Linked DNA regions of Homo sapiens: region 2 is linked to region 1. A link is an interaction called in ENCODE POLR2A ChIA-PET data of the cell type or tissue named here. Cell type or tissue: CD4-positive, alpha-beta T cell. All regions are shown on one strand. Each heading gives the region's core, and the rest is flanking DNA. Links, peaks and the distances in the headings are about the cores only.

Evidence for each region. Peaks named below come from ENCODE experiments on the same cell type or tissue, not always from the same donor. Only the 100,000 strongest peaks of a DNase experiment are listed, where the experiment ranks them.
Region 2: POLR2A ChIA-PET joins it to region 1 with 7 read pairs; 1 of 35 experiments calls an interaction of 5 or more read pairs at or near these places.

What each region holds. Positions count from the first base shown.
Region 1 is chr3:50,334,340-50,339,538 of GRCh38, forward strand. RASSF1 (Ras association domain family member 1) reads right to left here. Exons shown (of 6, transcript NM_007182.5): 2 at 3,566-3,672. It overlaps RASSF1-AS1 (RASSF1 antisense RNA 1), which reads left to right and starts at 3,172. Exons shown (of 1, transcript NR_109831.1): 1 at 3,172-3,961. RefSeq lists silencers at 2,576-2,885, 2,956-3,135 and enhancers at 3,207-3,778, 3,606-3,865, 3,946-4,035. In CD4-positive, alpha-beta T cell, for the core only: no CTCF peak of the experiment used is centred there; DNase peaks (open chromatin) are centred at 1,292, 3,142 and 3,722; H3K4me3 peaks cover 3,299 bases; H3K27ac peaks cover 3,760 bases.
Region 2 is chr3:48,607,121-48,612,319 of GRCh38, forward strand. UQCRC1 (ubiquinol-cytochrome c reductase core protein 1) reads right to left here and starts at 2,526. Exons shown (of 13, transcript NM_003365.3): 1 at 2,432-2,526; 2 at 2,042-2,182. The coding sequence starts at 2,500. RefSeq lists a silencer at 2,147-2,246 and enhancers at 2,417-2,516, 2,596-3,110, 2,807-2,916. In CD4-positive, alpha-beta T cell, for the core only: CTCF peaks have their summits at 2,642 (motif pointing left) and 2,848; a DNase peak (open chromatin) is centred at 2,571; H3K4me3 peaks cover 1,598 bases; H3K27ac peaks cover 529 bases.

The DNA of each region.
Region 1 (5,199 bases), core at 792-4,791:
GTAAAAACCCCAGTACAAACCTTACTGGGGACAGTGGGCAACCTTGTCGGGTTAGTAAAAACAAATGGTGTGGGCCCTGGAAAATGAGGGCTGGAGGCTGTGAATAAAGCAGTGGATGTGTTTGTTCAGTACACCAACGGGAAGAAGTACCCAGATGGGAGGAGTACTAGGGGCAGGAGAAATGCCAGACAGACTCTAGTGCCAGGGCAAGAAGGAAGATCATTTTGTTTGCAGAACAGGGAGGGCACAGGGATGGTGCTAACTTGTTCTTGTGATGGCTCTGAGCTCCTACCTAACAATGAGAAAGCTTGCTCCTTCTTCCCTTCCTGGATGACCCAGGAGCCCTGGGCTGGGATGCAGTGACCTCATTTCCAGCCCCTTCCCTTCTGGTGATGAACCTCCCTATCTTCACTCAGAAAACAGACTTGGATTAGAGGCACTGCACAGCCCTTCCAGGATTCTAAAGGAGGAAGAGTTTCTTTTTCTGTTTCCAAAGCTGCCTGCTGGAAGAGGATTTCAACAGCCATCCCAGTCGGATGCACAGCAGGACCATGGAATTTCCCTTCTGCACCATAGGGACCCACCCTCCACTCTACCACTGTCCATAAAAACTGATGGTTTTTTTTTTGAGACAGAGTCTCGCTCTGTTTTCCAGGCTGGAGTGCAGTGGTGCGATCTTGGCTCATTGCAATCTCTGCCTCCTGGGTTCAAGCAATTCTCTGCTTCAGCCTCCCAAGTAGCTGGGATTACAGGTGCCTGCCACCACAACTGGCTAATTTTTTGTATTTTTAGTCGAGACGGGGTTTCACCATTTTGGCCAGGCTGGTCTTGAACTCCTGACCTCATGATCCACCCACCTCGGCTTTCCAAAGTGCTGGGATTAAAGGTGTGAGCCACTGCACCTGGCCTAAAACTGATGTTTTTTTCTTTTTTTTTAACATATAACTTGGGACTTCTCAGCCTCCTATTCTTTCTTTTTTTTTTTTTTTTTTTTTGAGACAGAGTCTTGCTCTCTCATCCAGGCTGGAATGCAGTGGCCCAGTCTCGACTCACTGCAACCTCTGTCTTCTGGGTTCAAGTGATACTCCTGCCTCAGCCTCCCCAGTAGCTGGGATTACAGGCACACACCACCATGGCCAGATAATTTTTTTGTATTTTCAGTACAGACGGGGTTTTGCTATGTTGGCCTGGCAGGTCTCGAACTCTTGGCCTCAAGTGATCTGCCTGCCTTGGCCTCCCAAAATGCTGAGATTACAGGCATGAGTCACCAAGCCCAGCCTTCTTTCTTTTTTTTGAGACAGAGCCTCACCCTGTCACCCAGGTTGGAGTGCAGTGGCACGATCTTGGCTCACTGCAACCTTTGCCTCCCGGTTGAAGTGATTCAGTCTCCCAAGTAGCTGGGACTACAGTCACACACCACCATGCCCGGCTAATTTTTGTATGTTTAGTAGAGATAGGGTTTCACCATGTTGGCCAGGCTGACCTCGAATTCCTGATTGCAAATGATCCACCTGCCTTGGCCTCCCAAAGCATTGGCATTAGAGGTGTGAGCCACCGTACTTGGCTTCCTTTTCTATTTTTGAGACAGAGTCTCACTCTGTCACTCAGGCTGGAGTGCAGTGGCACGATCTTGGCTCACTGCAACCTCTGCCTCCCAGGTTCAAGTGATCCTTCTGCCTCACCCTCCCAAGTAGCTGGGATTACAGGTGTGCACCTCCGTGGCTAGCCCTCCTTTTCAATTGGTTAGTGTCTTGTGGTTTTCCCACCTTTCCACAGTGGAAAATGGCTCAGGACTGACTGACATGAAGACAAGCCCAGGGGTCTACACTCAACTCAACCCTTGCACCCAAGCTCTGGGCTAAGATTTTGGCGTGCTGAGCACCACCCATTTTGTAAGGAATTTTGTAAAATTTTATCTGAAGCATCACTCACAACTCCACTTTCTTTACTTAAATAAGGATTTCCGCCCCATTTCTGCCAGGCATACTGAGCTTCACAGTCCCTGTTTCTTTTTCCTGGTGCCTAGGCCTGGTTCTCTGAGCCTGGTGGTCACACCAATGGCATCTGGCACACAGTTCTCCGATAATGGGGATACCTAGGAGGTTCCGAGACACCTTACAGTCCTGGGTTAGTAACCTGGATCTCTTTTTCCACCTCTTTAGGCATTTTATAATCTAGCTTTCCCCCTTCCTGTGGGTAAAGTGCTCCTGAATGCTTATGGTCCAAAACAAGACTTCTTTCCTATCTATTCCCAAATCTTTCTCCAGATCCACCCTAGAGGAAGGGAACAGAATCTTCCACATTCCAGCAGCTGGTGACAGGCCAGAACAGGGAAGAGGTGAGGGCTCAGCTGGCTCCATACAGGAGTGCAGATGGAGGAGCAGGATCTCTCTCTGCCTCTCAAGTTTTCCTAAACATACTTCTCAATTCCTGGCGAGGACTCTTCCCTCTCCACATCCTCCCCTAGTCTCCCCAAGGAGGGAGCAGGAGCATTCGAACGCGGAAATCGAGGTGCTAGTCCAAACTGCTCGGTCGGCTTTAGTCATAGCTGGATAATGCCCGGCTCAGGTCTACCACAAGCCATACAGCTGCTTTTTCCGTGTTCAACCTGTCTGTGACAGAAACCAAGGGGGCCCCGGCACCCAGCATCTAGGCGGTGGAATCGGGGTCTTACGCACGGTTCCGCGGGCAGGTCCCCGGCCAGGACCCGCGGGGAGCCACGTAGCCAGGAGGGTGGGGCTGCCCACCGACCCAGGACGCGGCAACGGACCGGGGAGGGCGGAGCTCCAGCGACCGCTTCCCCTCCCGCCCGCCGGCACCCCCTGGCTCCCACCTGGTCCCGGCGCGGCCTGCGAGCTAGCGAGGTTCGCGCGGTGAAGTACTGCTCGAGCTCCGAGTCCGAGTCCTCTTGGCTGCAGTAGCCACTGCTCGTCGTGCTGCTCCAGGTCATTTCGAAAGAAGGCGCCTCCGCCTCGCCCATAGCCGTACCCGCCCGTCCCCCAGTCCTGCGCGTCCGTAGCCGCCAACCACCGCCCCGGTCGCGTGCGTGCGTGTACGCGTGTCAGTGTGCGCGTGCGCCCGGGCCAGAGCCGCGCCGCAACCGTTAAGACTGAAACGTAGATCGCCGGGATCTAGCTCTTGTCTCATTGGGGCAGGAACGCCGGGGCGGGGACACGCACGCTTCGCCCCCAGGAATGACCTCATCGCTCCGGAGCTCCACTCACAGACCCCACCTACCACAGGGAACGGGGGCGGGTGCCAGCGTCCGGGCAAGCGCACAAGAGTGGCCTCTGGCCGGAGGCGAGGGCGGGAAGGTGCGGGAAGTGCGCGTGCGCGGAGCCTGGGTCAGCCTGGGCCCGGGTCCGCTTGCAGCGGGTGGAGTACTTGCGGAGCCGGCAATCCAGGCTCCCCTCCCAGCCCCCGCGCAGAATTAGCCTCTCTGTGCCGCCGGGAAATCGGCAATTAGAACGCTCCTTGCGCGCGGCACCCAGGCAGCCCTCGAGAATGCCTGCACTGTGGCCTGCCCATCCTCGCCCTTCCCATACGCCCTCGGCCCCGCGCTCACCACGTTCGTGTCCCGCTCCACCGCGGGTTCCCAGCCCAGGTCCCGGGGCCCGCAACAGTCCAGGCAGACGAGCGCGCGGCAGCGGTAGTGGCAGGTGAACTTGCAATCTGCAGAGAGGCCTGGCGGTGAGGCGGAGGAGCTCCAGGTCGGGGAAATGTCCCGGAGATTGAAGGGAAGCCCCAGGGAGAGGGCCGCTGCTCGCCAGGCTCCGCAGGCCCGACCTATCTCAGTGGGTTACCTCACACTGCTACGCGGACTCTAATGTTGGCCACCTGGGCGTCTGGAAACCGGCCGGAAGGCCACAGGCAGAGAGGCCTGCTCAACAGTTGGATCTCTATCGCCTAGCACAGAACTTCCCCTTTCCTCATTGGCAATTAAAAAAACAACAACAAAAAACTGCGTCTTGCTTTTGTCACCCAGGCTGGAGTGCAATGGCGCGATTTCGGCTCACCGCAACCTCCGCCTCCTGGGTTCAAGCGATTCTTCTGCCTCAGCCTCCTGAGTACCTAGGATTACAGGCGCCCGCCACCATGCCCAGCTAATTTTTGTATTTTTAGTAGAGACGGGGTTTCACCATGTTAGCCAGGCTGGTCTCAAACTCCTGATCTCAGGTGATCCACCCGCCTCGGCCTTCCAAAGTGCTGGGACTACAGGCTTGAGCCACCGCACCCGGCCCTTCACTGGGAACGTATATGGAATACATCTGCCCATTTACTTGAAGGAAAAACTAAACACCTTTAACCTACGTCTGCCCTGTGGTTGTCACCTGTCTCTACTCCCCTCAGACCAAGACACTGGTCTCTATACACTCTAATCCTTCGCCTTCACTCTCCCCTCTACCCACTCCAGCCAGGCTTGCCTCTTCCTCCAGGAAACTGCCCGGGACAGGGTCCTCAGCGATCTGTGTACTACCAAATGGAATCCAGTGTTCCATTCTCCATTCTCACCCCCTCAGCATCATTTGAAGCTTGCTCCCTTTGACTCCCAGGGGCTACACTCTCCCAGTTTTCCTCCTACCCCCTGCAGCTCCTGCTCAGCTCCTTTGCAGATTCTGACTCAACTTCCATATCTCACGATGAAGTCTGGGCTCAGTCCTGATCACTGGCCTGGTCTGTCTACATTCATCTGCCCCAGATCCACGGCTGAAACACTGACCTAAACCCTCAGACTAGATCCTCCGTGCCAGTACCTTCACTAGGATGTCTAAAAGACGTTTCAAGTGAACATGGCCAAAATTTAATTCCCTTTTCTTCAGCCTCACTGCTACACTTGCCCAGCTTCCTCTTTGCAGCAAAAATGGCCACTAGGCTCCCAGTTACTGGAGACAAAAGCCCAAACTTATCTTTGATTTCTCCCTTGTCTCTACCTCTGATAAACATGCCCAAATCATCCTGCTTCTTATCTCCATGGCTACTTTATTTCTCTTTGAGAACGCTGCAATGTCCCAGCCTTGTTCTTTTTTTTTTTTTTTTTTTTTTTGAGACAGAGTCTCACTCTGTCGCCAAGGCTGGAGGGCAGTGGCACGATCTCGGCTCACTGCAACCTCCGCCTCCTGTGTTCAAGCAATTCTCCCACCTCAGCCTCCCGAGTAGCTGGGATTACAGGCACCCGCCACTACGCCTGGCTCATTTTTT
Region 2 (5,199 bases), core at 787-4,786, 1.7 Mb before region 1:
AAGCTCTGCCTCCCAGGTTCATGGCATTCTCCTGCCTCAGCCTCCCGAGTAGCTGGAACTACAGGCGCCCGCCACCACGCCCGGCTAATTTTTTGTATTTTTAGTAGAGACGGGGTTTCACCGTGTTAGCCAGGATGGTCTCAATCTCCTGACCTTGTGATTCGCCCGCCTCGGCCTCCCAAAGTGCTGGGATTACAGGCGTGAGCCACCGCGTCTAGCCTAATTTTTGTATTTTTAGTAGAGGCGGGGTTTCACCATGTTGGCCAGGATGGTCTCAATCTCTTGACCTCGTGATCCGCCTGCCTCGGTCTCCCAAAGTGCTGGGATTATAGGCATGAGCCACTGCGCCCAGCCAAGACTTTTTTTTATTGTATAAATTTATGGGGTACAAGCACAATTTTTAGAAATTTCTATCCACACCTGAAACTCCATTTTTTTCTTTTTTTTTTTTTTTAAGACAGAGGGCCTTGCTCTGTCACCCAGGCCAGAGTACAGTGACATAATCATGGCTCACTGCAACCTCTTATTCCTGGGCTCAATCGATCCTCCTGCTTTGGCCTCTCAAAGCCCTGGAATTACTGGTGTAAGCCACTGTGCCCCGCCCACAAGTGTGATGTCATTACAGGCACAGAATGCACAAGTAGTCAAATCAGGGATTCTGAATTATCCATCACCAGAATAACAAACCTTGTACCCATTAAGTAATTTCTTTTTTTTTTTTTGAGATGGACTCTCGCTCTCTCACCCAGGCTGGAGTGCAGTGGCTCCATCTCGGCTCACTGCAATCTCTGCCTCCCGGGTTCAAGCGATTCTCTTGCCTCAGTCTCCCCAGGAGCTGGGATTACAGGCGTGTGCCATGCATGGCTAATTTTTGTATTTTTAGTAGAGATGGGGCTTCACTATGTTTGCCAGGCTGGTCTTGAACTCCTGGCCTCAGCTGATCCGCCTGCCTTGGTCTCCCAAAGTGCTGAGATTACAGGTGTGAGCCTCCAGGCCTGGACCCATTAAGTAGTTTCTCATCATCCACCCCTTCATCCTTCCAAGTCTTCACTGTCCATCATTCCACTCTCTACATCTGTATGTACGTATTTTTTAGCTCCCACTGATAAGTGAGAACATGTGATATTTGCTTTCCTAAGAGATGTCAATGCATATACCATATATCACACAATCTTAGATGAACATGTATTTCACATCTAACATCTTGGAATGCAAGAGGCATTTTACAATCTATAGTATCCTTTGATTAAAATTGGCAAGATTCTTGAGATTCTTTCTCTGGCACTGGAGCACAGACAGCTCCTTACAATCTAGCACATTTTAGAGTTCATGTAATATAGCATTCTTTACTATAACAAGTGACATATAACAAGGAAGTTGCAGGCCACCTTTTCCTATGCTTAGTAACAATTTAAATCGCAGGACATTGTTTCTGGAAAACTAAAAGGATGTGTCAATAAAAACATCTGGCCCTGGGGCTGGGGGCTGAAAGGAGGAGGAGATAATTATTTCTTGGGAATCTTCTCACCTATTCATATATCTATCTGTGACTCAAGATTTCTTGTGTCAATTTAGAGAATTTGTATTTTTTGGAAAATCACACATTTCATTGTACTGTTAAAATGCATTTGCTTCCTAAAATGTATTTCTGGTCTAGCCTGGAGATTATGACCTTGGGCAGTGAGGCTGACAGACCTGGACCCCTGCAAGTCACCTAAGGTGTCTGAATCCCATTTTCCGCATTATAAGAGGAGACATGATCACTTCCCTTATATGGGCTCCTTAACAAAAGGCTGGAAAAGAATTTGGCCGCCTACTTAACGGGCATTATATGCTAAATAATGTTGGCTTATAGTGAAGATTGTCCCGTGAAGCCAAGGCGTGGCTAGGGTAGGGAATGGGGCCATTCTCGGGGTGAGTGGTCCTGGGTCCGAACCCAAACCACAAACGGGAAGACTCGAGCCCAAGGTCACACCCCAACCAGGGAAAAGACGGCAGGCCCAACCTGGAGGCCCTCTCCCCAAAAGCGTCCCCAACTCACCGTGCAAGTGGGCTGAGAGGACTGCTCGGAGGCCACACGCAGGCCGTTGTCCAGCAGGCTAACCTGCGTCTCCGGCACGAACTGGAGCGCCTGAGCGAAGGTTGCCGTACTCCGCAAGGCTGGCGTCCGCAGCAGGGCCGGCTGTGGAAGGGAACAGCCGCGAGTGAGGACTCGGTCAGGGGATCGCTCCCCACCTCCCAGGTCCTCAGGAGGACCCCCGAACCCCGCCCCTAGGCAAGCGGCGAGATACCTTTCCCCGCCCTCCGCCGTGACCTTCCCACGGCCCTGACCCCGCGTCCTCCCCACCTCGACCTGCCACTGCTAACAGCCCACACCTGTCCGCTTCCCGAAGCCCTGTCCCGAAGCCCCGCGCTCTCGCCACCACCTCACCGAGCGGCGGGCGCGCAATAGCACTTGTGCCCCGGCGGTAGCGGCCCGACAGACCACGGACGCCGCCATCTTCCAGCTGCAGTCGGCCCTGTTGCGCCGCGCAAGCGTAGACTGGGCGCGTTGGCGGTCGCGGCGCAGGCGCAGTACCGTACAGTTGGTGCTCGGCCGCCTCCTGGCGGGAACCGGGACAGTCTATTGTGCTGGCCTGGCTTTGGCTGACTGGCTCTGACCGCGCTGCCGCCAGTCCCTGCGCACATCAGTCCACCTGCCGTCCATCAGCCCGAGCAGGTCCGCCCGCCGTGCAGTCCATCTCCCCATTCCACGCGTGGAAGTCAGAGTGCATTATGTTTCTCACCAGCCGCGCTGCGTACTGAGGTCTGGCGGGCGGGGAGTTGCAGCCACAGCGTGTCCGCAGGTTCGAGCCCAGGGCTAAAGTACCAGCGTGGAAACTTACCTGGGACCACAAGTTGGTGCTGAAAGTCAGTATTTTTTTCTCTTTATTTATTTTTTATTTTCTGAGACAGGGTCTCGCTCTGTCGCCCAGGCTGGAGTGCAATGGCGCGATCTCGGCTCACTGCAACCTCCGCCTCCCGGCTTCAAGCGATTCTCCTGCCTCAGCCTCCCGAGTAGCTGGGATTATGCCCGGTAATTTTTGTTTCTTTAGAAGAGACAAGGTTTCTCCATGTTGGCCAGTTTTGCGCCCTGCCAGTTTTCTCTTTAAAAGAACTAAGTACAGGCCGGGAGCGGTGGCTCACTCCTGTAATCCCAACACTTTGGGAGGCCGAGGCAGGTGGATCACTTGAGGCGAGGAGTCCAAGACCAGCCTGGCCAACATGGTGAAACCTTTCCTTTTCTGTAAGAGGAAAAAGAATTCTGGCTGGGTGCAGTGGCTCATGCCTGTAATCCCAGCACTTTGGAAGGCCGAGGTGGGCGGATCACCTGAGGTCGGGAATTTGAGACCAGCCTGACCGACATGGAGAAACCCCGTCTCTACTAAAAATACAAAAGTAGACGGGCGTGGTGGCGCATGCCTGTAATCCTAGCTACTCCAGAGGCTGAGGCAGGAGAATCACTTGAACCCGGGAGGCGGAGGTTGCGGTGAGCCGAGATCGCGCCATTTCCAGCCTGGGCAACAAGAGCGAAACTCCGTCTCAAAAAAAAAAAAAAAAAAAAAAAAAGACTTCTAAGGTATGCTTTGTTATGTCAACTAAAGAAAAAAAAAAACAAGCTTTTAAATATTTAAAGTTAGTTCTATTCAGAAGTCTTACCAAGAATTGCAACCCGGGAGAGCCTTTCAGGGAGTTTCTGCTAGACTGCTCCAAAGCAGTGTTTCCGACAGTTTATACACTGGTGGTGGCGGCTCTCCATGTGCTCAGAAATTACATCAAATGTGCTCAGAAGTTACATTAGAGCATAAATCTCATCAAGGTTTGGGTGCAAGAGTACATCTGTTTATAGGTCACAGAAGCATAATCATTAATCCTGTCAGACAGTATCTTAAGTACAGGAAGAGGCAAGGGCTAGGATCATTGCATTTTTTACCATGTTGGCCAGGCTGATATCAAACTCCTGGCCTCAAGCAATCCACCCACCTCAGCCTCCCAAAGTGCTAGGATTACAGGGGTGAGCCACCACACCTTACCCAAAAACTACTCTTATACTTAAAATAAAACTATCTTTATAAAAATCATGCCAGATGCCATGACCACAGGCTCTCACACCACACCCAGCTAATTTTTTTTTATTTTTTGTGGAGACGGGGGTCTCATTATGTTGCCCAGGCTGATCTTAAACTCCTGAGCTCAAGTGATCCTCCTACCTCAGCCTCCCAAAGTGCTGGGATTACAGTCATGAGCCACCGTGCCAGGCTGACTTTATTTCTTATAAAGGGTTACAACCTGCAGGCTGGGAGGTGGGCTTCTGGTCAAAACCAGAGACAGACCCTTAAAAAGAGGCAGGAGCTTTATGTCGAATGGCTTGGCTAAACATACATATTCGGCCGGGCACGGTGGCTCACACCTGTAATCCCAAACTTTGGGAGGCCGAGGTGGGCGGATCACAAGGTCAGGAGATTGAGACCATCCTGGCTAACATGGTGAAACCCCGTCTCTACTAAAAATACAAAAAATCTGCCAGGCATGATGGCATGTGCCTATAATCCCAGCTACTCGGGAAGCTGAGGCAGAAGAATCGCTTGAACCTGGGAGGCGGAGGTTGCAGTGAGCCGAGATCGCGCCACTGCACTCCAGCCTGGGTGACAGAGCGAGACTCTGTCTCAAAAAAGAAAAAACAAAAACAAAAAATACCATATTCAACAGGTTACAGGAAGAGCTATAGATACTCATGAAGGGGGTCCTAATGCAAGTATACTGAATAAACATGTGTGTTGTATATGACCCATGTTCACTTTGGGGTGGAGACTTAACATTGAAATACATTACAGGCCGGGTGCGGTGGCTCACGCCTATAATCTCAGCACTTTGGGAAGCCGAGGTGGGTGGCTCACGAGGTCAGAAGATCAAGACCATCCTGGCCAACACAGTAAAACCCCGTCTCTACTAAAAATACAAAAATTAGCTGGGCGTGGTGGCGTATGCCTGTAGTCCCAGCTACTCAGGAGGGTGAGGAAGGAGAATCACTTGAAACCGGGAAGCGGAGGTTGCAGTGAGCCAAGATCGCACCACTGCACTCCAGCCTGGGCTACAGAGGGAGACTCCATCTCAAAAAAAAAAAAAAAAAAGAAAAGAAATACAATTAGCACCATATGT